7 separate regions of the Homo sapiens genome follow, and regions 2, 3, 4, 5, 6 and 7 are each linked to region 1. A link is a loop called in an ENCODE intact Hi-C map of the cell type or tissue named here. Cell type or tissue: heart left ventricle. All regions are shown on one strand. Region 1 overlaps IGFBP7-AS1 (IGFBP7 antisense RNA 1). Region 2 overlaps LINC02380 (long intergenic non-protein coding RNA 2380). Region 3 holds the start of LINC02380 (long intergenic non-protein coding RNA 2380). Region 4 overlaps IGFBP7 (insulin like growth factor binding protein 7). Region 5 has its middle 150 kb from the start of LINC02380. Region 6 has its middle 300 kb from the start of LINC02380. Region 7 has its middle 120 kb from the start of LINC02380.

What was found. Peaks named below come from ENCODE experiments on the same cell type or tissue, not always from the same donor. Only the 100,000 strongest peaks of a DNase experiment are listed, where the experiment ranks them.
Region 2: a loop joins it to region 1, with 5 times the contacts of the local background. A loop is called at or near these places in 6 of 110 quality-filtered maps.
Region 3: it touches region 1 in a loop (4-fold over the local background); 52 of 110 quality-filtered maps call a loop at or near these places.
Region 4: it touches region 1 in a loop (6-fold over the local background); 58 of 110 quality-filtered maps call a loop at or near these places.
Region 5: a loop joins it to region 1, with 2.4 times the contacts of the local background. A loop is called at or near these places in 8 of 110 quality-filtered maps.
Region 6: it touches region 1 in a loop (4-fold over the local background); 3 of 110 quality-filtered maps call a loop at or near these places.
Region 7: it touches region 1 in a loop (14-fold over the local background); 31 of 110 quality-filtered maps call a loop at or near these places.

The regions. Positions count from the first base shown.
Region 1 is chr4:57,162,107-57,166,106 of GRCh38, reverse strand. All of the region lies in intron 1 of IGFBP7-AS1 (IGFBP7 antisense RNA 1), which reads right to left. Among named protein-coding and RNA genes, the nearest start is that of IGFBP7, 54 kb to the right of the region's middle. RefSeq lists a silencer at 2,432-2,481. In heart left ventricle, CTCF peaks have their summits at 1,748, 1,949 (motif pointing left) and 2,322 (motif pointing left); DNase peaks (open chromatin) are centred at 1,916 and 2,376; H3K4me3 peaks cover 934 bases; H3K27ac peaks cover 630 bases.
Region 2 is chr4:57,440,966-57,444,965 of GRCh38, reverse strand. The region is part of intron 4 of LINC02380 (long intergenic non-protein coding RNA 2380); the gene reads right to left. Among named protein-coding and RNA genes, the nearest start is that of LINC02380, 17 kb to the right of the region's middle. In heart left ventricle, a CTCF peak has its summit at 2,025; a DNase peak (open chromatin) is centred at 2,035.
Region 3 is chr4:57,424,523-57,428,522 of GRCh38, reverse strand. It overlaps LINC02380 (long intergenic non-protein coding RNA 2380), which reads right to left and starts at 2,651. Exons shown (of 6, transcript NR_125907.1): 1 at 2,505-2,651; 2 at 1,414-1,544; 3 at 1,096-1,218. RefSeq lists an enhancer at 1,426-1,720. In heart left ventricle, a CTCF peak has its summit at 1,523 (motif pointing left); a DNase peak (open chromatin) is centred at 1,552.
Region 4 is chr4:57,036,350-57,040,349 of GRCh38, reverse strand. All of the region lies in intron 2 of IGFBP7 (insulin like growth factor binding protein 7), which reads left to right. Among named protein-coding and RNA genes, the nearest start is that of POLR2B, 59 kb to the right of the region's middle. In heart left ventricle, a CTCF peak has its summit at 2,169 (motif pointing left); a DNase peak (open chromatin) is centred at 2,169.
Region 5 is chr4:57,268,962-57,272,961 of GRCh38, reverse strand. No RefSeq gene overlaps it. Among named protein-coding and RNA genes, the nearest start is that of LINC02380, 150 kb to the left of the region's middle. In heart left ventricle, no CTCF peak of the experiment used is centred here; a DNase peak (open chromatin) is centred at 2,371; H3K27me3 peaks cover 205 bases.
Region 6 is chr4:57,728,541-57,732,540 of GRCh38, reverse strand. No RefSeq gene overlaps it. Among named protein-coding and RNA genes, the nearest start is that of LINC02380, 300 kb to the right of the region's middle. In heart left ventricle, no CTCF peak of the experiment used is centred here; a DNase peak (open chromatin) is centred at 2,302.
Region 7 is chr4:57,301,849-57,305,848 of GRCh38, reverse strand. No RefSeq gene overlaps it. Among named protein-coding and RNA genes, the nearest start is that of LINC02380, 120 kb to the left of the region's middle. In heart left ventricle, a CTCF peak has its summit at 2,276 (motif pointing right); no DNase peak of the experiment used is centred here.

The DNA of each region.
Region 1 (4,000 bases):
CCAGCTCAAAAGTCACCTCCCCTTTTGAAGTTCTCCCTGGCTCCTTCCCACCCTCATCAAAGGCGGAGTTAATTTTCCCTTCTCCTGTATGTATTCATGTGGCATTTTGAACTTAATTCTATGTTAGTGCCCGTGCTATGTTCAAGTGCCTGTGTTCCCTGAGGATCTCCTTGAAGGTAGGCATCTTATCTTACTCAGTTTTATTTCTCACCTCAGCCCTTTCCTTAAATGCTTATAAAATAAGCATTCCATAAATACTTGACAGGGTTTGTCTTTTGGTATTATCCCACTCCACAAGTCTAGTGACACTTGCAAATGCATTTGACTTTTGGAGTCATGGCTGACCAACCTGCTAAGATCCAGCAATAGGTGGGATGTGGGGATTTTCAGGAAGGGGAGTGGTAAGTTCATGGGAATGTGGAATTTAACCTCTCTGCTTCCCCGACCACCACAACAGCCACTAACCTCCCAACTCTGCCAGCCCAGTGGAGCTGCCTGCTAAACCTTGCTGATTCTGTCAGCAGCCCGTCTTCCCTTTCCTTCCTTTTCATGTCCTCTGCTTCTTCATGAATTAGCTACAGTTCTGCACTGGCTCAAGATGAAGGGGCTATGGACAGAATATAGAAAAACCTTCATAGGCCAAGCACAGTGGTTCACACCTGCAATCCCAGTGCTTTGGGAGGCCGAGGTGGAAGGATCACTTGAAGTCAGGAGTTCGAGACCAGCCTGGACAACATAGCAAGGCTGTCTCTAAAAAAAAAAAATAATAATAATAATTTAAAAAGTTTAAAAAGAAAAACCTTCCAAAATTAAGAGACTGTTGAGTTTCTTGAGGAACGAAACAGAGCTTTCTGGGGCACTCTGGCCCTCTCCACTACCTCTGTCTGCTCTGTCCTCCTCCTACCTCAGCCTGCTCCCTCAGGCAACTCATCTTTTACACACCCCTTTGTCTACAGATTCTTCGCTACAGAGAAGCTACAGAGCTCTCCATATTTTCACCAGACCATTCTTTTCAACATTCCAGTCCCAAAATCTCAAAAGACTCTGATTGGCCCATTCCCACGCATTTTTGTCGCCTTAAGGTAGGTATCCTGTCCAGGTCTAAACAGAGGGAGCTAGCAAAGGAGGTTTTGGTCCTGTGGCCTGGCATGGTTTCCTCAGCAGAAGAGGGGAATGGGGGGGAAGGTTAAGTTTGGTGACTGCATCTCTAGGTAAGCACTAAAAACTTTCTTTTTTTTTTTTTTTACCTTGAAGAAGGCTTCAGAGAGAAACACCAGCTGGCTGAAAGCAAAGCACTTGTTATTCAAAGCATTTCTAGACAGAAGACAACCTTGACTACCATCCTCAATGAAATAGCAGCTCTTAGACTGGCTGCTTTCTAAGCATTATTTCCAAGCAGTCCCTATTGGCCTGGCAAAATGAAGAAATGGGTCTGTAGCTCAAAAGATAAACTTAGACTGGAGATTAAAATGTGGTTGTCGTCAAGACAAGGCAGTGAAGAGGGTGGCGGTGGGTTTGCGAGGGTGCGCAGAGTGAGTCTTAGAAGAACAAATAATCCTGGGATCAGGGACGTTTAAAGGATTGGCAAAGGAAGAAAATTCCTGAAAAACGGAAAGTAACAGCCAGGGAGACAGAAGTCTCAGAACCAGAACCTAGCCAAGGTGGGACAGAATTTGAAGGGAGAGAGCGCCAGTTCTAGAAAGATCAAATAAGAAAAGGGTGAGCTTCAAGAAGTGAAGGGCCAGGCGTGGAAGAGGCCATCGGGAGCCCCGTGCAGTATCCCCCATAGTCGGGAAGAGGCAATGCCTCCGGCGCAGACATTTGCGGGTCCCAAGGTCACGCGTAGGACGCTGACCGGGAAGGACAGCCCCGCCGCCTTCCCGCGCCGGCTCCTGCGCAGTGTGTGACGACGGTGCCCTCTGCCGGCGACAGTGGGCATCACACTGCACGCGGAGCCCCTCCGCTTGGGGAACCCGAGCATGAGCGGCTGGCAGGCGCGGGAGTCTCTAAAAATAAAGCTCACTACACGAAAGGAGTCGGGAGAGGACACCACTGGGATGGGGACGTTTATCCTCCTCTGCACTTCTCCTTGGTCAAGTGAACTGGACCAATTTTATCCAAAGCAACGGTTACGCCTGGAGCCACAAAAACTCCTGAGTCCGAGTCAGCCCCATGCTGTGGATTGAGACTCGTCGTGACCCGCCAGGTGCGGACCATCTGGAGATGGCGCGGCATAGTAGGCATCAGGGCGGCGCCGGTACCTGAGCCTCACCGCTGAGCCCAGGAAAGGGGGAGAGGGAAAAATGAGACGCAAGCTGGGAGAGGACGCATCGGCTGCACAATGCTACCATCTACCGGACTCGTCCGGGAATGCTCTGCCTGCCGCGCGCTCGCCGGGCTAGCCCCAGCCCTGGACTGCAGGGGCGCCGCGTGCAACTCAACAGCACAAGGCGCTGACATTAGTGGTGGGTTTTCAGGCACAGCAACACTGGGAATCACTGACTCACGCAGCAGCTCAGGAAAATAAGCAGTTGCTTTGTGTTTTGAGGTTCTGGAAATTGGTCATGAATTTTTTCATCTTAAAACAATAAAGAAGCTTCTAGAAAGAGAAACACTACCATGGGCAAATGAAAGAAAGTCTCCAATAAGTGTGAAAATAAAAAGCAGACTAGTCTTTGGGGTCTGGAATGGTGTGGGTGGCAGGCTTTGGGTCAAAGTCACTTTGGGTCTTAAATATGTCAGCTCCTTTGGGTTGTTTCCTCATCTGTAATATCACAGTAAAGTGGGCCTCCAGGAATGTTTTGAGGATCAGATACAATGATCCTTGAAAAGAGCTTGGAGAAGGATAAAATTATATGTCATCACTGGATGTGATCAAATGCAAACTCTTGTTCCAAGTTAGGGTTGACTAAGCAAGATCTCCCACATCTAGGATTTTTTGGTGTTGAGAGGACTATTAGTGTATCTCAATTCTATTTTTCCAGGTAGTGTTTTCAATAAAACCTGACTTTTTTTAAGGCTTCTCCCATACCACCCCCAGGGATGTTGTGAAGAATTAAATCAGTTTCATTAAAAGCTCACCTCTGTCCTTGGAGAACAGCTACTAGAAAATGATTAGGGTATTTGTGTTTTGGAGTTGTATTTGTTGATAAGTTGAAATAAAATGTCAATCTTATTTTTAGAAGCTAAACAAAACATATGCTAGACATTTTTGCAGTGAGTACAATTCTTCCAGTATTGCTGTTAGCAAAAAACTTTTAGACAAATTAACAGTTTATTTGAGCAAAGAACCATTCATGAATTGGGCAGCACTCCAAACCAGAAGAGGTTCAGAGAGCCCTGCCCAGTAGTGTGGGCAGAGAGATTTTAAAGGCTGAACAGGCAAGCAAAGCAGAGAAATCACCTGATTGGCTACAGGTAGGCATCTGCCTTATTTGGACATGGTGTGATGAGTTGGCTGCTGAGATTGGCTGAATCCTATTAGTTGCTTGTGATTGGCTGAAACACAGCTGTTTGTTACACTAGATATTTCATTTCTAGGTGAGGTAATGACAATGTTCTAAAATTGCTTGTGATGAAGGTTGCACATCTCTGTGAATATATTAAAACCACTGAAATGTACACTTTAAATGAAAAAATTACATGGTATACAAATTATAACTCAATAAAGCTGTTATTTTTTTAAAAATACACTGTAATTTTGAATATAGTCAATATCTGAAATTTCAGGGTCTAATTCACTATCAACTTACAGTGTTACCTCAGGCAAATTTCAACAATGTTGCTGAAACTTGTTCTCTGAAGATACATTGACATAAGCAATGTGATTGTTCCCTTTGAGAAGGGAACTGCACAGTGCCCTGTTCCTTTTTTTATATATAATTGAGATGGGGGTCTCACTATGCTGCTCAGGCTGATCTCAAACTCCTGGGCTCCACTGTTTCCTTTTGAGAAGCCCAACAAACAAGTCTAAAGGAGTCTAATGTAGGTTGTTCTTTGT
Region 2 (4,000 bases), 280 kb before region 1:
ACCGATATGTATTTACAAGGTTAACCTGATGAAACTTGAGCATAGCAGTCTTGTTCCCTGGAGATGTTTGCTGGTGGTATTGATAAACGAGCAGTGAAAAATGCTTTTGAAATTAAAGCTTCGTCCAGCCAGTTCATATATGGGTCACAACTTCCTCTCTTTGCTGTTGGAAGTTTATAATGAGGTATAGTGTAGTATATCTCAGGCCAGCTTCCTTGGCATAGATGGCAATTTCTTCAGTCCAGAACTTACAGTTCTATTTACTAAGATTCTGGGTCACATCCAACTTGCAAGAACTTTGCATCCATCTCCTTGAACCCAGCCTTGGGGTGCAAAGAGACAAACTCCTGGTCACCTTACTCCTTACTTATCTGTCTCCTGCTCCAAACCATGTGATGCCAGATGGCAAAACCATGTCTTATGAATATCCATATCCCCAGAACCAAGCCTAGTGCTGGCATGTAGTAGACACACTATCAGTATTTGTTTAATAAATTGATTTAAAGATAAGTCCCTTGTTCTTGGAAGCATTTCAGCAGTCCCCACAGGAAGATGAGGATGGGCAGTTTTGTTTTTGATGAGGAACCAACAGCACAATGTGCATGGTGACAGATGGCACACAAGTCAATGGCACACAGCTAGCAAATCAGGGTGGTCCTGCTGGAAGGGGAGGTTAATAACGCCAATGGTTACTGCCATCTGTTGTATTTAATCCATTTTCCCTCTCAAGACAGAACATCTTGGAGAAACTAATGCAGCACAACATTCTTATACTTTCTTAAGGTAAACTTTCCTCTCTGCTTATAGAAAGGGAGCTCACTGCTGACTGTGGGGATAACAGAACATGGTGCTTAGAGACAGGGAGGAGAGCCAGACTTCCTGCGTTCCAAGCTCAGCCCAGCTCTGCTAATCACTAGTTACATGACCTGGAGCAAATTGTTTAACCTCTCTGAGTCTCAGTTTCTTGATCTTAAAATACAAGGCTTATAATATTACCTCCCTCAAAGGAGTGTTGAGAGGTGAGAATTGAATAAGGTAACATGAGTACAGCATGTAGGGCATGCTTGGCTTGGGATGTGCTGTGTCGGTGTTTATTTAGTAACAGTATTATCCAAGTGTGATGTTGGATGGAAGTCCTGTAGGATGAGAATAAGGGGAAATGCCAAGAGGGAAAACCAGCTAGTGAAGAATGTCCCTGTATTTCTGGCCACCGTGGGCCAGGCCTGGCGGGGAGCAGTAATTATTGTAATTAAAAGCAAGTTTCAGTGTCTCAGAGACCCAAGTAGGATGGAGCCACTTGTCATAGGTTTTGCCTTGTGAGAAGGCAACGCTGTAACAGGCCACAAAATTGCTCTAACCTTCCGTTCCTAAGTTGTCACATGCTGCCGGATCGATGCCTCCCTGGCACCTGCTATTGCCAGCAATTTCGGCGCTCTTTCAACAGTACCTCTCTGCTGCTGCACCCATGCCAAGAACAGCTCAAGGGGCTGATAAAGAGACCTAAGTGCTAGGGCCACACAACCCAGGCTGACAAGAGGGCAGGGGGAAGAGAGGCTGGGGGCAGGGGGGAAAGGGAAGTGAGAGAGATGGAAGCAAGGAAGCCAGTGGCTGCGGGAGTGCCCAATCTTGTTTTAATATCCTTCTGACCCCAGAAAGAGAAATGACAGTGGAAAGCTTGTTAACAGCAACAGGACACAGAGCCAACCCTTTCTTTTCTCTACTTTCCAGGAGGCCCAGGTGACACAATCGCCTGATTTGTGTTCTCTGTGCTCCCTGGTATTTGGCCTACAGGTCTCTGCATTTTCTCTCCAACCTTTTAAAGCATAATAACAGACCGTGCCTTTCTGAAGCATGTGTTAGAGACAAAGAACACAGGAATATGTCATTTTCTATAAAGGCCAGAAAGGGTGTTGTGACCAGCGAAGTGCTAAAATGACATTTGCACTTAGGTGACAAACAAGCCCATTCCATTCCAGGTAAAGACCAGAGCTTTTTCCAGCAACAGTAAAACACAAGAAAGTAAAGGCTGCCCTCGTCAGGGTGCTCTGGGGATGACAACTGCTGCTTCAGAAGGCAGCAAGTTGCACTCTGGAGACAGACCTTGGATGAAAGATCAGGAATGAAAAGCCACATCTGCTTTCAGGTGGACGCTGCCTAAGGTCTTGTCCTTGAGCAATATTCTCCCAGGCACCAGTGCATTAGGAAAGAAGCAACAAACCAGGAGAGAGTCTTGTTTAAGCTGCCTGCTCACATAAGCAAAGTCTTTGAAATATGACTTTAAATAAACTGAACTTGAGAAACAAGATTTCTAATACTACAAGAATCTGTGAATAGGTGCATTAGACTGATACAAACTGTTAGCTGAATCCAATGCGTTTTTGGATGAGGGAGACAAGCAGCCATTCTCCACACAGCTAAAGAAGAAAAAATATGAAAGTGGCAGTTGAGAGGCGTAGGAACAGGAACACTCCTGGCTCCATCACAAGATTTGCTGCCTGAAATTGGGCAAGGTACTCGCCTGCTGTTGGACTCAGTTTCTTCATCCGTAAAATCAGGTGCCTGGCTGAAGGATGCCTGAGATTCCTTCCAGCCAAGACATGTTATGATCCATGACCTTCATTTTGTACTCTCAGCCAGCAGTATAAGTGCTCCAAAAGAAATAAATGGAGCAAAGAAAAGAATAAAATAAAATAAGAACGTCACGCCAGCCCATCCGTTTTCTACAACCTGTGGGCTCACCCCAATTGAGGGTCCTTGGAGTTAGGGCAAAAGGGTCTACAGTCCTGCCTCACACTTCTAATTGCTGGTATGATTCTTCTTTAATTCGACATACTGAAGTCATGGAATCTTTTTGCATTTTCTTACTTAACAGATAACAGAAACGTGATTGTTAGCAGAAGACAAGTTTTTATTTTTTAAGAAAGATCCTCTACTAAAAGGGTTTAAAATCTTATAGTTCAAGGCTTAATCACAAAATTCCCTAGAAATAAAGCTCTCACATGAAAGCTTTGTACACACACACAGACACACACACCTACTCCATCTGAAATTCAGTACTAAAAGCAATCAGCAATTAAACATAGAACAAAGAGCCCCTACAATGAGCTGCAGTCAGTGACAAGCCAGCTGAATCTTTGGGACATTTCTAATTGGTGAGGAGGAAAATCCATAAGTGCAATAAGCCACTATCGGTGAATAAGCTCATGAGCTACTGAAGGCTGATTTAGGAGTTGTCATTTTGAAGTCTATTTCCTTACCTGGGCCCCACACAATGCCCTCCTCTCCCTCACACATCTCTAACGTGCGTGAAATACGTATTTTTAAAAAGCCAAGTTTTCTTATTTTAATCTGCCAGCCCATAATATGGTTCAGTCAACCCTAAGGCTCTTTTCTTGGCTTTTGCTCTGAGGAGTTGCCAGGAAGGAGAATCACAGCTCCAGACTACTTCTCCTTTACGAAAAAATTGAGGCAGTGGCTGGGCATGGTGGCTTATGCCTGTAATCCCAGCACTTTGGGAGCCGAAGCAGGTTGATCACCTGAGGTCAGGAGTTCTAGACCAGCCTGGCCAACATGGCAAAACCCTGTCTCGACTAAAAATACGAATTTTAGCCGGGTGTGGTGGTGGGCACCCGTAATCCCAGCTACTCAGGAGGCAGAAGAATTGCTTGAACCCGGGAGGCAGAGGTTGTAGTGGGACAAGATCGCCCATTGCACTCCAGCCTGGGCAACAAGAGCAAAACCCCATCTCAAAAAAAAAAAAATTGAGGCAGCAACCTGGATTCTGGGCAATTAAAATACCGGGTTAAGTGATTTTTATGAGTCAGATCTGCCAGCTCTGTAAAACCAACATTCTCCTGCCCTTAGAAAGGTGGATGGCAGCAGGAAATGTTCGACGGCAGCTTGCCCCTGGGGCCCAGCTCGGCCTCAGACCTCTCTTGCTTCCCTGCACCAGCCGGCTGCAGGAGGACCACAGGAACGGTCCCATCCAGCTCTGGAGGCA
Region 3 (4,000 bases), 260 kb before region 1:
ACATTTATCTAATGTCACTATATTCCATGCTATAAACATTAATAACGTCTTCAGAGTCAGGGGAAAATGTAAGGAGAGTGTGATAAAGACAGAGCCTAGAATAAAAGAAAAAGTATCGACTCTGAGACCAAAGAGATGTGGGTTTTATCCCAGCTCCATGTACCTTCTGATCAATTACTTCACCTTAACTTTCTTATTTATAAAACTGAACTGATAATAGCACACTTGGAAATCCAAGAAATAGAGTTATTGTGCATGAAATGCCTGGTGTATAGTATGTGCTCAATAAATGATCATTGTTCTTTGTTTTTCATTATCGTCACTTTGTAATTTTCTTTGGATATGGACTTTAGGGGCTCTAAGTCATGAAAAGTGGCAGGCAGCTGAAAGAACAGTGTGGTTCCATAATTATTTATTGAGTGTCTCCTATATTTAACTTTGCATTAGCTCAAAGGGATACTTTGGAGAACAAGAGCAACAAAGTTCCCACTCTTAGAGCCTACACTCTAGGTGAGAAGTTATAAAATAAATAAGCAAGTAATAGTGTTACAAATGCCATTAGTACTCTGAAATGAGTGTATAAAAGATGTTAGGAATAAAGAATGTGCAATCTATGAAGAGTTTTAGGGAGAAGAGTGAAATGACATAATTTATATTTCTAACAGACCACAGTGACAGTTTGTGGAAAATGGAAGGTTGCAAGTGTGAAAGTGAGCAAGTGAAAGTCATTCTCTGCTGCAGGAGAGTGACATAAGCTGGCCTTGCTTGACTTCAAAATAGTTTTCAGTGTGATCAATTCACCATTTCCATGTGGAGGAGGTCTGTTGTTCAGACTCTTTGGGGGCTAAAAAAGGTTCTTTATGATGAGAGCTGGTAAGTCAATGAAACAGAGCCCAACTCCAAGTTGGATCATGGGGTGATGCAGCAGAAGACTCCAAAAGTCACAGATGAAAGAAGTTTGCGCCAAATTTAGAATAAAGAGATTTAGAAGGCTGCTGGTCGGTTTGAGGCACAGATTTCAGATGGCACAGGAGGAGATAGCAAGCAGTGTTGGACAGGTCTTCATGTAAGGAAGGAGCCAGGACCCGCTCTTACCAGAAACCCGAGCTCTGCCATTTGATTTCTATTAATGCCATGTAAGTCTCTCCATCCCCGAGGTAATTTGACACAGTCTGGGAAGGCTCCTGCTCTCTAGGAGCTGGGCTTTTGCAAGAGATGCTGCAGACAGAAAAACTATGTTAGACCTGTGCACATGTTGATATCTGTGTGTGTATATACATACATACATATATATGACCATTTTAATTTATTTAATTTATGAATCATTTTTCTATAATACAAATTTCTTGCAAAATATAATGCTATAGCCTACGAGTTCTTACAAAGTCACAAACAAGAACTAGCGACATGTACTTGACATAACGTGAAGTCCTGTGCTCTGTGCTCTCTGCGGGGAGAGATGAGGTGATTCTTCAGAAGCTGATCAAAATTCCCTGCCTCCCTCAGGGTAGCTGAGCCTCGGAACAGCGGGAGCACTGCGCCATCTGGTGGGCAGATGCACTGCATCAACGTTCATTAGCAGAGGCTTTTACACACACACACACACACACACACACACACACACAAATGCTTTTCAAGGAAGACTCGAGAACAAATCCCGAAGCTGAGTGACAACTACAAAATACCATCAATTAAAGATATTATCTGGTAAGTTTCACAACAGATTATAAATGAACAGGATTGAAATGTGGTACCACTGTAAATCTTTAATTTTTCAGTTGTATATATAATATCTGATAGTTAATGGGTGTGTACCCTGTGCCAGGTAGGTGCTAGTCTATGTACTTTACATGCATTAACATATGTCATCCTCACAACAATCCTATAAGATAGGCACTATTTCCATCCCGTTTTACAGGTGAGGAAACTGAAACAGAGAGGTTCAGTAACTTGCCCAAAGTTACACAAGTTGGTACGTGGCAAAGCAAGAATTTAACAATGTTCTTAAGCTCTTAGGCACTAGGCTAGGCTGCTTCTCTGATATATACAATGTAGCACCGTGAGATTGGGTGTCATTAAGCAAGAGGTCAGAAAACAGGATTTTGAAAAGCATGTTCTGAAAGTGTAAGATTCCTTTTTCAAATTGCTTCCCCAAGCAAAAGAATGCAAAACTCTGAGCTTCCTATAAGTCAGAACCTTTACAAAAAGCAAGTTTTTGAAGACTGCTTTACAAAAAAAAGCACCCTTATTAGAATCACCGAATTTGGAAGTAAAGGGCAAGATCCCTTGATGATCATAATTGTGGTAGTTAATTTTATGTGTTGACTTACTGGGCCACAAAATTCTCAGATACTTGGTCAAACATAATTCTAAGTGTGTCTATAAGGGTGTTTCTCGATGAAATTAGTATTTGAATTGAGAGACTGAGTGAAGCAGATTGCATTCCTAAATGTGGCAGACCTCATCCAATAGGTCAAAAGACTGAGTAGAACACAACGACTCACCCTTCCTTGAGTGAGAACAAGAGGGAACTCCCTCTGCCTGACTGCTTTGAGATGGGACATCAGTCTTTTCCTGCCTTCAGACTCAAACTGAAATATTGGCTCTTCTTGGGTCTCCAGCTTGCCAACTGCATATCTTAGGACATTCTATTGGCTGTTTCTCTAGAAAACCCTTACTAATGTGATGGCTCATTATGTCATCATCACATTGTCATCATCATTGTGGTCACCCTCAACATCACCATCATCATCTTCTCTACCACACACTGAGTGTCCTCCCTTTCAGGCACAGTGTTCAGTGCTCTGAGACTGTGTGAGTAAAAGTGCTTATTTTACAGATGAGTAAACGGAGGTTCAGTGAACTTGGAACATGTACCCAACACCTCACCAACAGTCAATGGTACAGGTAAGACCATGGTTATCAACAGCCCAGTGCATTTTTCTCTATGCCAAGTGACATCTCCCACTAGATGGAACAGTCATCAACAACTAACATTTGGAAGGATGATGGCATGTTTTCCATCTTCAGATATCTTATTAACTCTAATTTTCTTGAAAAGTGCTTTCTCATTCCTTTGAAAGCCATTATTTTCCTTCTTTTCCAGGGTGACATGTTGTCATTTTAGCTTGGTTACTTTTGAGGCAGTTTAATCTGATTTTGCTAGGAACCAGTTATTCTTCTTACATCTGTTTGACCATTCATCAACTAACAGGCATTTTCCACAACTGCAGATACAAAAGAGACAAGAAAAAGTGCAGCTCACCTTAAATACCCTGATTCATCTGAGCTGGGCATGATTCAGCTACTCAAGATATTGAATTTGGGAAATATGTGTGTCTTCAGACTTTTTCCTCTCTCTGTATGGGAGAGGGCTGGCAAGTCGGGCACCAGAGGGATCAACTCATGCACAAGGCTGCTGCAGCCTGCATAAAAGTGTGCAAGTAGACCTGGTTGCAAAGGACAAGAGGGTGTGGGGCATCAACCCCTCCCATGACAACTTCCAAAGGAAAAATAGACTATAATTATCAGAAACCCAATTGCCCTATTAAAATACATGAAATAACTACAAAAATTGTGAAATTGAAGTCATGGGGTTTTTTTAATAACAGTAAAAAATATTTGTATCCAGAAAGAAAATTTAAACCTAGCAAGATATATCTAAGTAAACTGTGCCCTTCCCACCCCTAAGCCCCAACATGTTAATCAGATGTGCAGTCCCAGAGGCAGGACCTCTTGGCCCATGGTGAGTTCACCTTGGACAGACTCCTTTGAAGAGATAAGCTATCTAGGATAAGAAGAGAACTTGCTGGAAATAGCCAGATAAATAACAGTAGATTGTAGCCTATCTGCCAGGAAGCACACTTTTTCCCCAGCCATTTGCAGGAAGAGAAGTAGGTTGCTATGCCATTACAAGTCATTTTCTCTCCCGGGTTACGCCAGCCCATGCTCCTTTTTCATTCCAATTGCTGCATTTCTAGAGGATCATACTGCCATTTTT
Region 4 (4,000 bases), 130 kb after region 1:
TTTAGATCCTGTCTGCTTGGAGGCATTATTATTATTTTACTGGGAGGCTCGGCTAAGAAGGTAAAAGGACACAAAGCCCTGTAGCCTTCTCCTGGGAGCATGGATTATTTTTTCAGATTCCCTAAGTGCTGGGAGATGGATGAGTACATTTTAAGGGCACTTGGAAGTAGGATAGAAGGAATGAGGTGGGATCTATTCTCCTAAGTACCAAGGCTGTAGAACCATAAGTTAGGGACAGAGGAGACCACTCCAGAACAGAGCATTAAAAAGGAACAAGAGGAGGAATAGCAAAGAAAAAAATGTCTCCTTTCTGAATTTTGCTAAATGCTGGCCCCAGCCCCAAGTGGAAAAAGCATGATATTCTTTTAATAAATCAGCTTTGAAATGACTTCCCAAATGGAAAAAAAGAAAAAAAAAAGTGTGAGGCTGGGTGCAGTAGCACATGCCTGTAATCCCAGCACTTTGGGAGGCTGAGGCAGGAGGATCACTTGAGTCCTGGAGTTTGAGACCAGCCTGACCAACACAGTGAGACTTCCTTCTTACAAATAATTTTTTTAATTAGCTGGGCATGGTGAGGCATGCCTGTGGCCCCAGCTACTCAGGAGACTAAGGTGGAAGAACCCCTTGAGCCAGGAGATTGAGGCTGCAGTGAGCTGTGATTGCCCCACTGCACTCTAGCCTGTCTCAAAAAAAAAAAAAAAAAAAAGAGTGTGAATTCCTTAGCCAGGGTGGCTGAGTTCTCTGCAAGTCAGGGTTTCTCAGCCTCAGCACTATTGACATTTGGGGCCAGATAATTATTTGTTGTGCGGGCTGCCTGTGCTTTGGAAGATGTTTAGCAGTATCCCCAGCCTCTACCCACTATATAACAGTAGCATTCCCCCATCCCCCCTGTCGTGAGAATTAAAAGCATCTTCAGACATTGCCAAATGTCCCCTAAGGGTGTGGAGCTGGGGAATTGCCCTGGACTGAAAACCACTGCTGTTAGCCTCAACTCTGTTCTCTACCTTATAAAAGTAGCATGTAATTATCATAAAGATGAAATAAAGTAATGCAAGTAAAAATTACTTGATACATAGTTAGCACTCAGTAGACATTAGCTACTGTTCCTGGAAATTTTTCCCTTCAAGTGGCATTATCTTGTATAATTATCTTCATATTTGAAGGACAACATCATCTCAGCATGTATGGAGAAGGGAAAAGAAAACACTTATTTGCCATCAACTAACACCTCACAATTATACCATACACTTACGTTTTTGTCTTTTTTTTTTTTTTTTTTTTTTTGAGACATAGTTTCACTCTTATTGCCCAGGCTGGAGTGCAATGGCACCATCTCGGCTCACCGCAACCTCGCCTCCCGGGTTCAAGTGATTCTTCTGCCTCAGTCTCTCAAGTAGTTGGGATTACAGGCACCCGCCACCACGCCTGGCTAACTTTGTATTTTCAGTAGAGACAGGGTTTCTCCATGTTGGTCAGGCTGGTCTCGAACTCCCGACCTCAGGTGATACGCCCACCTTGCCCTCCCAAAGTGCTAGGATTACAGGTGTGAGCCACCGCGCCTGGTCGTTTTTGTCCTTTTTATACATTTTGAATTGCTGAGCCTCACAACTATCCTACGAAAAATAAAAATTAAAAAATTATCAAACTCATGCTACCAAAAAAGGAACTTAGTTTAAGTAAAAGGGCATAACCAGACATCCATTTTAAGCTGCCTTACTTCTCCAGCAAGCTCTAAGGTGGATGATAGTCTCCCTTGACTATTTTGTTTGCTCTCTGTGTGACCGGAGAAGCAACTTCTAGAACTCCAGGAGGACTGTGGCTCCCGCAGTCGGAGCTCTTTCTGTTGCAAGTTCTACCAGCCCATTTGAAACCAGCCTAGGCAAAACAAAAAGCGGGGCGGGATCCAGCCTCAAGGGCCCCTGCATCCAGGTACACACGCCATCAGAACTCTAACTCTTGACTCTTTGCTCTCAATATACTAGTCTCATTTTCTTCTGCTTCAGAAAGCTTCCTATGCAGTGGGAGATATCAACTCCACTCACATTTTTATTACAGCTTAAAGACCCCAGAGGAAAGAAAGGGCTTCCCTTCTCCCTGCTGCATTGTGAAAATCCCACGAAGGGCTCAAGCCCAGGTCGGGTCACCTGCTAAGCTCTGGCTCCCCCATGCGGCCGGAGGGATGCGGCCACTGACATTGGCACCGGCGTGAATCCGCCTGGTTTGTGTAAAATCTGGGAACAGGTACCAGAAAATGCCTGAGGTGGGGGTGATGGCAGAGGCAACACTACTATACCATCCTTTACAGTGAAGCTTCTCTTAAAGGAGCAATAAAATTTCACCCCGATCAGTTATGTTTTTAAGAGGAAGGCGGAGCAAGAGTAAGAGCAGAAATGCAGTCCGTGGATGGGTTCCCCTCCATCCTTACTGCAAGAACTGCAGGCGTTCCTCACTGCTAATTTGGAGATTGCTGGTTTGCTCAGGGTGTGGGGAGGTGGAGAAATAATGTTCCGAGGAATACCCATGAAAAGCTCCGTTGCAGTTCTCTACAGTTTTCTAGGGATACTTACACAATGAGAAGCGAGGGTCACCCAAGCGTCCTGGGGCATGTGACCTTATTGGCAAATCTTGGCAAAGAATAATTTCTTCAGTCCTTGCTCTACCCAATCCCAGCTACAGTATTCACATACCAGAGGAATACGTCTGCCTCGGGAATCTTTTCCCTTTTAGGACTGTACAGGGCAGATCCCAATAGACAAGGCCTCCCTGAGTGCTTGTCCTCAGGGCTAGTCAGAAACACCAAGGCAGTTGAGGCTGGTGTGGTGGCTCGCACCTGTAGTCCCTAGCCACTCGGGAGGCTGAGGTGGGAGGATCGCTTGAGCTCAAAAGGTGGGGCTGCAGTGAGCTATGATGGCACCACTGCACTCCAGCCTGGGCAACAGAGCAAGATCCTGTCTCTGAAAAAAAAAACCAAAAAACCCACTATGTCAGTCAACGAGATGGGTGCTGAAGTAAAGAAGTGAAGAGGAAGTAGGAGAGAAACAATTTTTTCTGCAGACTTTCCAGAACAAGCAAAACCCAACTGTGATGCTCTGCCGGTTTTCCTCTACCTTCATAATGTAATTTGCCACATGCATGACCCAAAGCAATGTTTCTTACACTGCAGACCATGACCCATCAGTGACTCCTGGAACTAATGTAGCGATCACAACCACCATGTTCTTATAAAAAATAAAAAATAGAACAGAACCTATGTTAAGGCATCACACTTACCACTTATGAAGGTGTCATTTCCTAAAACTTTTGTATATTCCAGATATACGATAGTTTGGTCCATGTCAAAACTAAGGAAACTTGGGAAGTCACTGACCTAAATAATTAAACAGGGTATTTGTTTTCTCATCGCTGTCCTTGTAACCAGACTGTTAAGAATACAAACATATTTACTATCATGTGTGTTTCAAATCCAATTTAAGAGTAGAACACCTTTTTGGATAGATTATTAGAATCCTCACTTGTAAAACAAGAGAAACTGAGGCTCAAATAAAGACAGCATGTCCTTCTTGCTCAAGGATTCTTAGCAACAGCAGAATTAATGGTACAAGCCTTTTCTCCATGACACTTGAGACTACGGTGGCAATTCTTACGGTTGGCACAGCCTGGCGAGTGGTCTTTACTTTCCTTACTGGTAGTAAGGAAAGCTGGCTTTAACAAGCCCCATACCTTTCAGCAAACTCCTAGCCTAGAAAGATTCGAAGGGCAATATTTTGAAATGGGAACGTGAACTGAAATAGCCATATTTGACTTAACCCTTTTAAATCAAAGATGATGCTCACAGCGAAAGCAAAACACCTTCCCAATATTTGTTTCTGAGACGGAGAGGCTCTCTGTTTAATTCTTTTCTTGCCTGAATATTTCTTCAGATTAGGGCTTCCTTGACCTCTAAGAATATTTTTTAATCAAAAATAGTGACCTCTAAGGTAATAGTAATAAGCAGAAATTA
Region 5 (4,000 bases), 110 kb before region 1:
CACCAAACAGGTCTGAACCTGTCTTAGTCCTTTCTGTCCAGCTATAACAGAATACCACAGATCGGTTAATTTATAAAGAAAATCCATTTATTTCTCACATTTCTAGGGGCTGAGAAGTCCAAGAGCATGGTGCCAGCATCTGGCAAGGGCAATCCCATGGAAGAAAGGTGGAATGCAGAAGTGAGCATGTGGGATAGAAAGACAGGAAATCAGGCTGAACTCATCCTTTTTATCAGGGGCTCACTCCTGAGGTGATTAGCCCACTCCCAGGATAATGACCTTCATCCATTCATAAGGGTGGGGCCTTATGACTTAATCAAATCATAAAGGCACCATTTCTCAATACTGTCAATTGGCCACTAAATTTCCACATGAATTTTTAGGGGACAGTCAAATCAACTGTTGTAACCACTGAAGTGTTTGGAGGCTCTTAATCTTCAGGAAGTGTAATAAAACTAGCTGTGGAAAATGATGAGGAAAGGAGAGAAATGTTTTTTTGTTTGGTTCGTATACATATAAATATTACCTAACAAACATTTATACCCCAATTACCATTGGCCCTGATCTAAGTCTTTTATATATATTAACACATGCAATCCTAAAACAGTTCCATCAGATAATTAATTAGGCCCACTCTGCACATGAGGAAGCTGAGGCACAGAGCAATTTGGTGATGCGAAGTTATACAACATGTAAGCTGTAAGTTTGCAACCTGCGGAATAGGAGAAAATATTTGCGAACTATATGTGCAATAAGGGGTTAACATCTAAACTGTATAAGGAACTCATACAACTCAATAGCAAAAGCAAAAGCAAAAACAAATGTTCTGATTTTACAATGGACAAAGAACCTGAATAAACAGTTTTCCAAAGACATACAAACAGTTAACAGGTATATGAAAAGGTGCTCAACATCGCTCATCATCAGAGAAATGCAAATTCAAACCACCATGAGACATCACCTCACACCTGTTAGAAAAGCTATGATCAAAAACATAAGAGGTAACAAGTGTTGGTGAGGATGTGGAGAAAAGGGAAACTTTGCACACTGTTGGTGGGAGTGTAAATTGGTACAGCCATTATGAAAAACAGTATGAAGGATCCTCAAAAAATTAAAGCTAGAACTCCCTTGTGAACCAGCAATCCTACTTTTGGGTATATATCCAAAGGAAATGAAACAGTATGTCAAAGAAATCTCTGCACTCCCCTGTTCATTGCAGCATTATTCACAATACCTAAGATATGGAAAGAACCTAAATGCCTATAGATGAATGAATGAATGAATGAATGAATGAATGAATGAAGAAAATGTGGTGTGTCTATATAAATGTGGTATATATATGTATGTATACACACAGACACAAACACACTAGAATATTATTCAGCCTTTACAAAGAAGGAAATCTTGTCATTTGCAACAACACGGATAAATCTGGACAATATTATGCTAAGTAAAATAAGCCAGACACAGAAACACAAATACTGCATGATCTCATTCATTTGGAATATATACATGTTAAACTTATAGAAACTGAGAGTATAATGGCAGTTTCCAGGGGCTGGGAGTGGAGGAAATGGGAAGATGTTGTAAAGGGGTACAAATATTCAGTCAGACAGAATGAACAAGTTCTGGATATCTAATGTACAGCATGGTGACTATAGTTAATAATAATGCACTGTACACTTGAAATTTACTAAAAGAGAAGATCTTAGGGATTCTCATCATAAAAAAAGCTACTAACTATGTGAGGTGATGGAGATGTTAATTAGCTTGATTGTATACATCATTTCATGATGTATGCATGAATGTATGTATATGTATTCATAAATAAGTGTATGTATTATATATGTATGCAGTGTACATATATATCAAAACATCACTTTGTACACCTTGAATATATACAATTTTTATTTGTCAATTACACAGAAAAGCTGGGGGAAAAAGTTGTGAGGATGCTAGTCAAACCAGGTGGCCTGGCTCCACTGCCCTGCTCTTAACCACTGCTCCACATGGCTCTTCAGCTCGGGATGGATACCTATTCCAGTATAATACTGAAATATCTCACTTGGGGAAAATTAAAGATGCAACAACAATAAGCCAGCAAAGGTCTACATCCTTTCGTCTTCTTTTTTCCACCTCACCCAGGCAAATGCCTGAGGCTAAAATAGTACTTTCCAAAGCGCCTGAACAGGGATAGGCATCAGAGTAAACAATACTGGGTAAAATCATCTGTGACGCATTTTCTGCCATTTTCTTGGTATCTAGTTTCCCCTAACCCCTCTCTTCTCACTCCAGTGCCCCAGTAGCTCTTGGCAGAGGCTTAAATGGGTCACCTGGGGCAGCCCTGGCTTGAGCTCTGCTTGCTGCCTCTGGCCTTATCTGCAATGAAGCAGCCGCTGCTTGGTGTACAGCAATTCTCAAAGGTCATCAGAGGCAGCTGCAAGCTTGGCTGGAGTTAACACAATTCGTTAAGCAGGCGATGAGTCCTCCAGAGCTGAGTGAACGCCTACATAGCTAACATATTGACGCTATTCCAAGTGGCTTCCTTCTGTCCTCGCCTCTATTGCCCATGCTGGATATACTAGTAGTTCATGCTCTTGACTTGAACCTCTGCTACTGTAGTGCTGTGAAGGCAGAGGACTCAGAGCTCAATTCAGCTGCATCTTTTTAAATGCCAATGAAGGGAAAAATCACTATAGAAGAGGCAAAGGGCTGCAACATTAACATCTACAGAGAATTTATTCTTACGAAATCCCATCGGGAAGTTTCAAGTATTATCTCAGTTAGCCCTTCCTACCACACTATGCAGTATTACTCACGTTCTTTAGGTGAGGAAAATGAGAAGACAGAGAAAGTGACTTGATCAAGGTCTCACAGCTAAAAAGTAGCACAGCTGATTTAAAGCCATTCCTGTGTGACCCCCACACCTCTGCTTTCCCCCACCGCAATATGGTGGTGTGCTAAAGGAGCTCACAGTTAAGTGAGTAAGGCCAATGTATAAAAAACTAACAGAGCACAAAGTAGAATTCAAAAGTGGCCATAACAGAGGTTCAAGATGGAAGACAGAGGAAGGAACAAGTCATTGCAACTAGGAGGCTTAGACAAAGAGGTTGCTTTTGAGCTAGATCTTGAAAACTAAGTAGACTAAAGAAGTTGTATGAGCAAAAGGACAGAGTCATAAAAGAGTGTGTAGCAAAAGCTACTAGCTGTTCACAATTATCCATTTCCTCTTCTTCTACACTTGGCCAGATTATCTTTCCTAAAACTCCTGTGCAATTCAGTATGGCCACCCTTCTAAAAATTCTAGCTAATGGAATATGATTAGAAGTGATGACTGACGGGGCTGGCCCAGAAACCCCTCACATGGGCTTTCTGTCCAGTTTACCCTCTAACTGGCTGGAACAAAGATGACCAGGGCAGCTCTGGATGCTGCGTGCTGAAGACCGCAGAGCTCTCATCAGTTTGACTCTCGACTAGACCTCATGGAGGAGAGCTCTCCTGCCTACCAGGAGCACCTACGTTGGATTCTTTAGTGAGTAAAACATATATGAACTTCTACTGTGTTTGAATCATTCTGCATTGGGGTCTACTTGTGACAGGAGCTTGTGTTACCCTAAATAATACCAGTAGTATCCTTAGGTGAAGGTGAACAGAGAGGCACCCAGGCAATGTTGCGGAAGTAGCCTGGACACCCCAGTGGGGGTAGATCGAGGTGGGCCACATTAAAGAGTTGAGATTTCTTCTGTTAGCAGCAGGCAAAGTAAATTCACACTCTGACAAAATTAGTCTGTATATAGGCAAAATGAGTTTTGAAGGCCACTTTATGAGCATCTGACATTTAAAACTGTATGCTGGGCACTAACATGAGTACCTCCTTACACAGTCGATCTTTTATTTTGCAAAGAAGTAAGCTGCTAGAAATGATACCTATGCTTCAAGTTTTGTACTTTCCATTTTATTAATGAGCATTCATTGATTTGGTTACATGTTTTAGTTTTAG
Region 6 (4,000 bases), 570 kb before region 1:
ATGCAAAGAGTAGAGTCCCTGAAGTCAGAACTAGGTAGGTTCAAATACTGAGACCCTTGGGAGATGTGAAATCTGTATGCTTAAATTTGAATCTGAATAACAATATTTATGTGCAAGAGCCCCAACTGCCCAAACCACCTGTGCACAGCAGGTATTGACAATGCTAGAAAAAAAAATATATCTTCTGCCTAGAAAGGGATCTGTTCATGTCATAGATTTTCAAGCGCCCTACTCCATCTTTGCGTGCACAATCTTTTCATAAATGTTTATACCATAAATGTCTACACTTATACCTGCACACATCTGCTTCATTTTTTCTTAAAGTAATACCACCTTCCTGAATCATTCATATTTAAACCCTGATATCAAAATTTTTCATTCAAAAGTCATTTTCTTCTTTACAAAAAGAGATTCTGTCTTTCACAAAACAAATATATTATGGAATAGATTTGTTGTTGTTTTTCCTTTTCAAAACACATGCACACTCTGTAGCTGAAATCAAGGCAAATCTTGCAAATTCTGTGCCTAGGCTCAGAACTGCAACATAACAAAATCATTCTAACAGTTCCACGAAGTCAGCTTTCTTTTCTCTGATTTGTTTGTTTGTTTCTTTGTTTTGTTTTGTTTTGAGACAGAGTCTTTGTCACCCAGGCTGGAGTGCAGTGGTGCGATCTTGGCTCACTGCAACCTCCGCTTCCAGGGTTCAAGCAATTCTGCCACCTCAGTCTCCTGAGTAGCTGAGACTACAGGTGTGTGCCATCACACCAAGCTAATTCTTGTATTTTTAGTAGAGGTGGGGTTTCACTATATTGGCTAGGCTGGTCTCGAACTCCTGACCTCAAGTGATCCACCCGCCTCGGCTTCCCAAAGTGCTGAGATTACAGGTGTGAGCCACCATGTCCAGCCAAGCTTTCTTAGATATAATTGTAGATGTAATGTCTTGGTTGGGTCCCCTGCACTGCCTAAAAGCAGTCCTTGAGACAAAGACTGTGTGCAAAGAGGTTGTTTGGGAGGTGCAGAAATACCAGAAGAGGGAGGAGGAGGTGTTATGGGGGAGTAGGGATATTGATAAATTGCTGGGGAATGTGGTAATCTGGTGCTGTGGTGGTCTTGTGTGTATCACGGTCTAAAAAAAAGGAAGGCTCCATCACTATCCAACTCTGTAACACTCTCAAGAACATGAGGAGATAAGCAGCTTGTGCAAATCCATCACATGACCACTTTTCACCTGTGTCCCTAACTTACAGGAGAAACCTACCTTGTAGAAGGCTGCTATGAAGCTTGTCTGTTTCTGGTGATGTATGGGACTTTCTACCCTGTCTTCCTTTTGGGTACAGCTACAAACCGCAAAACTGTCTGGTGTGAATTTACGGTTGGTTCCTCAATGGTAAGTGACTCTCTGCTCATGTGATCTGCACTGGTTCTCAATTGTACTGTGATGCCACCAGGACATTGGGAGCGGACACCAGTTTGATCTTGCTTTTGCTATCTGCCTAAGTAATAAGCTTTCTAAAGTCATTTGAGTTTATTTTCTCCTTACCATCCAAATCTATGGAAGCAAACCAACCTAGCAGTTACCATAATACTGCTGCTTAGGGTCTGCTTGGTTGCTTAATTCAAGTATGAAGTATGTTGTGAAAGAAGCTGCCACAGTGGGCAACTAAAGCTTTACACCTGGGAAATAGTGTAAAATGCATGCTTCAGAATTATTCTGAATAACATATAATTACCCCAAGGGATGGGGTAATTATACCACCACACCCATATTATCAATTAAAGTCTACCTGGAGTGGGCATTAACGACCAGCTGTTGCTCAGCCATAGCATGAGCTGGCAAAGTGTGTTCCAACAGCCCAAAGACACAGATCTTGCCCATTTCAAATCAAGCTGGCATGCATAAAGTGATAAAGGGAACCAAGGGGATATTGGCTGACCACTGACAGTCTCCACTACATCTTGTTAGATCAATAGTCATGCCAAAGGGATATTGGATTATCAAGTCTAGTGATGTTTACCCAAAAATCTTAATATTAATCATCTCCTCAAAGAAAAGACAAACTAAGTAAAATAGTTGCATGTATCCTATTGAGAGGTCACAGCATGCTGGCAGCCCTCGCAGCCCTCGCTCACTCTTGGTGCCTCCTCTGCCTGGGCTCCCACTTTGGCTGCACTTAAGTAAATAGTTGCATGTACCCTATTGAGAGGTGACAGCATGCTGGCAGCCCTTGCAGCCCTCGCTCACTCTCGGCGCCTCATCTGCCTGGGTTCCCACTTTGGCTGCACTTGAGGAGCCCTTCAGCCCACCGCTGCACTGTGGGAGCCCCTTTCTGGGCTGTCCAAGGCCAGAGCCGGCTCCCTCAGATTGCAGGGAGGTGTGGAGGGAGAGGCGCAAGCGGGAACCGGGGCTGCACACGGGGCTTGCGGGCCAGCTGGAGTTCCAGGTGGGAGTGGGCTTGGCGGGCCTGCACTCGGAGCGGCTAGCCAGCCCTGCCAGCCCCACCAGCCCCGGGCAATGAGGGGCTTAGCACCCGGGCCAGCAGCTGCGGAGGGTGTGCTGGGTCCCCCAGCAGTGCTGGACCACCGGTGCTGCACTCAATTTCTCGCCGGGCCTTAGCTGCGTCCCCATGGGGCAGGGCTCGGGACCTGCAGCCCACCGTGCCTGAGCCTCCCCCTCCTCCATGGGCTCCTGTGCCACACGAGCGTCCCTGACGAGCGCCGCCCCTGCTTCGCGGCGCCCAGTCCCATCGATCACCCAAGAGCTGAGGAGTGCCTGCAGATGTCGCAGGACTGGCAGGCAGCTCCACCTGCGGCCCAGGTGTGGGATCCACTGGGTGAAGCCAACTGGGTTCCTGACTGTGGTGGGGACTTGGAAAGCCTTTATGTCTAGCTAAAGGATTGTAAATACACTAATCAGCACTCTGTATCTAGCTCAAGGTTTGTAAACACACCAATCAGCACCCTGTGTCTAGCTCAGGGTTTGTGAATGCACCAATCGACACTCTGGATCTAGCTACTCTGGTGGGGACTTGGAGAACCTTTGTGTCAACACTCTGTATCTAGTTAATCTAGTGGGGATGTGGAGAACTTTTGTGTCTAGCTCAGGGATTGTAAATGCACCAATCAGCACCCTGTATCTAGCTCAGGGTTTGTGAATGCACCAGTCGACATTCTGTATCTAGCTAATCTAGTGGGGACGTGGAGAACCTTTGTGTCTAGTTCTGGGATTGTAAACACACCAATCAGCGCCCTGTCAAAACAGACCACTGGGGGCTCTCTGTAAAATGGACCAATCAGCAAGATGTGGGTGGGGCCAGATAAGAATAAAAGCAGGCTGCCTGAGCCGGCAGTGGCAATCCGGGTTCCCTTCCACACTGTGGAAGCTTTGTTCTTTCACTCTTTGCAATAAATCTTGCTGCTGCTCACTCTTTGGGTCCACACTGCCTTTATGAGCTGTAACACTCACTGCGAAGGTCTGCAGCTTCACTCCTGAAGCCAGTGAGACCACGAACCCACTGGGAGGAAGGAACAACTCGAGACCCGCCACCTTAAGAGCTGTAACACTCACCACAAAGGTCCGCAGCTTCACTCCTGAGCCAGCGAGACCATGAACCCCACCAGAAGGAAGAAACTCCGAACACATCCGAACATCAGAAGGAACAAACTCCGGACACGCCACCTTTAAGAACTGTAACACTCATCGCAAGGGTCCGCGGCTTCATTCTTGAAGTCAGTGAGACCAAGAACCCACCAATTCCGGACACACTATCACTCTCTGTCTTTTTAATTTCTTTTTTTCTATAGTCTGAGTTTACATATGCTTTACCTTTCATCTTCACATAGCAGGGGCTTTGTCTAACTTCCTCACCACTGTATCTCCAGGGCCTAGCAGTGTGATGATCACATTGTGGGCAGCATTAACATTCATTGAAAGAATGAAAGCATAAATGAATGAAAGCATAAAGTAATGAATGAATCAAATTATTTTTCTGTATGTCTTTGG
Region 7 (4,000 bases), 140 kb before region 1:
TTGCTTGAACCTGGGAGGCAGAGGTTGCAGGGAGCCGAGATCGCACCACTGTACTCTAGCCTGGGTGAGAGAGCAAGACTTCATCTCAAAAAAAAAAAAAAAGAAAGAAAAAGAAAGAAAGCAAAGAATAGGAGATCTATTTGGTACAGCAATATTTGCTCTTACTTCAAAGATGTTTGGCTTAGGGGATCTCCTCCTATCTGGTTGTGACCTCTCCCCATAATATGCCTTTATGCTCAACTCCTTGGTATTAGGTTCTCCCATGCACTCATTATTTATTGCATAAAAGTAGCTACAATTCCCGGAACCTTACTGCATGTCAGGCACTATGATAAGCACTTTATATGCATTATCTCAATTCTCACAGTCTATACAGTAGAATGAATATCCCCATTATAAAGATGAGGAAACTGGGGCTTGTGACTACCAATTTCTTGCCAAGATTCACATAACTTGTTATTGAAGGAGCTGAAATTCAAAGCCAAGAAACTTGATTTCAGAGCCTGCATTCAACCACTATAGCAGCAAGGAGAAATGAGAAATACCTGGAAAAACTTTCCTAGACAAAAAGAGTGCAGATTGTCACCTGTCAGCTCTACTTAATACATAAGAAAATTCAAAAGAGAGGTAACATTGCTTTATCTTGTAACAACTTTTACCTCAAATCTATTCCTGTTTAATAGCCCTGAGAATGCTTATGTCAGTGGGAATGTAAATTAATTCAGTCACTGTGGAAAGCAGTTTAGAGATTTCTCTAAGAACTTAGAACTACCATTCAACCGAGCAATCTCATTACTAGGTACACATCCAAAAGAAAGTAAGCCGGTCTATCAAAAAGACACATGCACTCATAGGTTCATGGAAGCACTATTCATAATCATAGAAAAGACACAGCAAAGACATGGAATTAACCTAGATGACCATCAGTGTGGATTGGATTTTTTTTAATGCAGTACATATATACCATGAAATACTACATAACCATAAAAATTTTTTTTTTAAAAATCATGTCCTTTATGGCAACATGGATGCAGCTGGAGGACATTATTCTAAGCGAATTAACTCAGGAACAGAAAACCAAATACCACATGTTCTCGATTATAAGTGGGAGCTAAACTTTGGGTACACACGGACATAAAGATGGCAACAATAGGCACTGGGGACTACTAGAGAGGGAAGGGAGAGAGGGGAGCAAAAGTTGAGAAACCTCTCTATTGGGTATCATGCTTACTACCTGGGTGACAGAATAAACCATACTCCAAACCTCAGCATCACACAGTGTACCTAAGTAACAAAGTTGTATATGTACTCCTTAAATCTAAAATAAAAGTCAATTTAAAATAAGAGAGAGAGCTGGGCATGGTGGCAGGTGCCTGTAATCCCAGCACTTTGGGAGGCCAAAGCAGGCAGATCACCTGAGGTCAGGAGTTCAAGGCCAACATGGTGAAACCCCGTCTCTACTAAAAACAATACAAAAATTAGCCGGGCATGGTGGCAGGTGCCTGTGATCCCAGCTACTTGGGAGGCCGAGGCAGGAGAATTGCTTGAACCCAGGAAGCAGAGGTTGCAGTGAGCCAAGATTGCACCATTGCACTCCAGCCTGGGTGACAAGAGTGAAACTCTGTCTCAAGAAAAAAGAAGAGAGAGAGAGAGATAGCCCTGAATATATATCCTTGATTCCAGTTGAAGTCACCATAACAACCAAAGAAGATAGTCACAGAGAAAGAATAAGACCGAGCTTTCTCTAGAACACTTTGATGAAATTCCTTTTTTGCTTTCAAGTTTTTTTTCTCTTTAATCAATACATATTAATTGTATGTATTTATGGGTATAGTGTGATGTTTTGATACATATATACATACCTCAAATGTTTATCATTTCTTTGTGATGAGAATATTCAAAATGCTACCTTCTAGTTCTTTTGACATATACTATATTTTATTGTTGACTATAGACACTCTACTGTGCAATAGAATGCCAGAACTCAATTCTCCTAAGTGGAACTTTGTATGTGATGACCAGCCTCTCTCCACCCCTTTCTCATTTCTGATTAGATGCTGTGGTAGCTAATCTCCAGAGACAGTCCCAGTGACCAAACCTCCTTGTACATCTTGGTACAACCACACTGGATCTGGACTGGCCCTGTGCATCACTCTAATTGCTACAATGTGGCAGAAGGGAGCTACGTATCTTTCAAGACTGAGAGATCTGCACCTCTCCTTGGCACCTCTGCTCATCTCCTGTCTCCTCTTGGAACATTTCCTCTTGTAGCCCAGTCACTGTGTTTGTGCTTTAAGAAACCCACATGGGGGCAGCAGTTCCAAGATGGCTGAATAGGAACAGCTCCAATCTACAGCTCCCAGCATGAGCAACGCAGAAGATGGGTGATTTCTGCATTTCCAACTGAGATACCGGGTTCATCTCACTGGGGCTTGTTGGACAGTGGGTACAGGACAGTGGGTGAAGCACACCGAGCATGAGCAGAAGCAGGGTGAGGCATTGCCTCACCCCAGAAGCACAGGGGGTCAGGGAATTCCCTTTCCTAGCCAAGCAAAGCTGCAACAGACGGCACCTGGAAAATTGGGTCACTCCCACCCTAATACTGCACATTCCAGTGGTCTTAGCAAACGACACACCAGGAGATTATATCTCACGTCTGGCTTGGAGGTTCCCACGCCCACAGAGCCTCGCTCATTGCTAGTACAGCAGTCTGAGATCGAAATGCAAGGTGGCAGCGAGGCTGGCAGAGGGGCACCCGCCATTGCTGAGGCATGAGTAGGTAAACAAAGCAGCTGGGAAGCTCCAAATTGACGGAGCCCACCGCAGCTCAAGGAGGCCTGCCTGCCTCTGTATGTAGACTCCACCTCTGGAGGCAGGGCATAGCCAAACACAAGGCAGCAGAAACCTCTGCAGACTTAAATGTCCCTGTCTGACAGCTTTGAAGAGAGTGTGGTTCTCCCAGCACAGAGTTTGAGATCTGAGAATGGACAGACTGCCTCCTCAAGTGGATTCCTGAACCCCAAGTAGCCTAACTGGGAGGCACCCCCAAGTAGGGGCAGACTGACACCTCACACGGCCAGGTACCCCTCTGAGATGAAACTTCCAGAGGAACGATCAAGCAGCAACATTTTCTGTTCAGCAATATTCGCTGTTCTGCAGCCTCCATTGCTGATACCCAGGCAAACAGGGCCTGGAGTGGACCTCCAGCAAATTCCTACAGACCTGCAGCTGAGGTTCCTGACTGTTAGAAGGAAAACTAACAAACAAAAAGGACATCCACACCAAAACCCCATCTGTACGTGACCATCATCAAAAACTAAAGGTAGATAAAACCACAAATATGGGGAAAAAACAGAGCAGAAAAGCTAAAAATTCTAAAAATCAGAGTGCCTTTCCCCCTCCAAAGGAACACAGCTCCTCACCAGCAATGCAACAAAGCTGGATGGAGAATGACTTTGACGAGTTGAGAGAAGAATGCCTCAGACAATCAAACTCCTCCAAGTCAAAGGAGGAAGTATGAACCCATCACAAAGTAGCTAAAAACCTTGAAAAAAGATTAGATGAATGGCTAACTAGAATAACCAGTGTAGAGAAGTCTTTAAATGACCTGATGGAGCTGAAAACCATGGCATGAGAACTACGTGATGAATGCACAAGCTTCAGTAGCCAATTCAATCAACTGGAAGAAAGGGTATCAGTGGTTGAAGAGCAAATGAATGAAATGAAGCGAGAAGAGAAGTTTAGAGAAAAAACAGTAAAAAAGAAATGAACAAAGCCTCCAAGAAATATGGGAAATATGGGACTATGTGAAAAGATCAAATCTACGTCTGATTGGTGTGCCTGAAAGTGACAGGGAGAATGGAACCAAGTTGGAAAACACTCTGCAGGATATTATCCAGGAGAACTTCCCCAATCTAGCAAGGCAGGCCAACATTCAAATTCAGGAAATACAGAGAATGCCACAAAGATACTCCTCGAGAAGAGCAACTCCAAGACACAT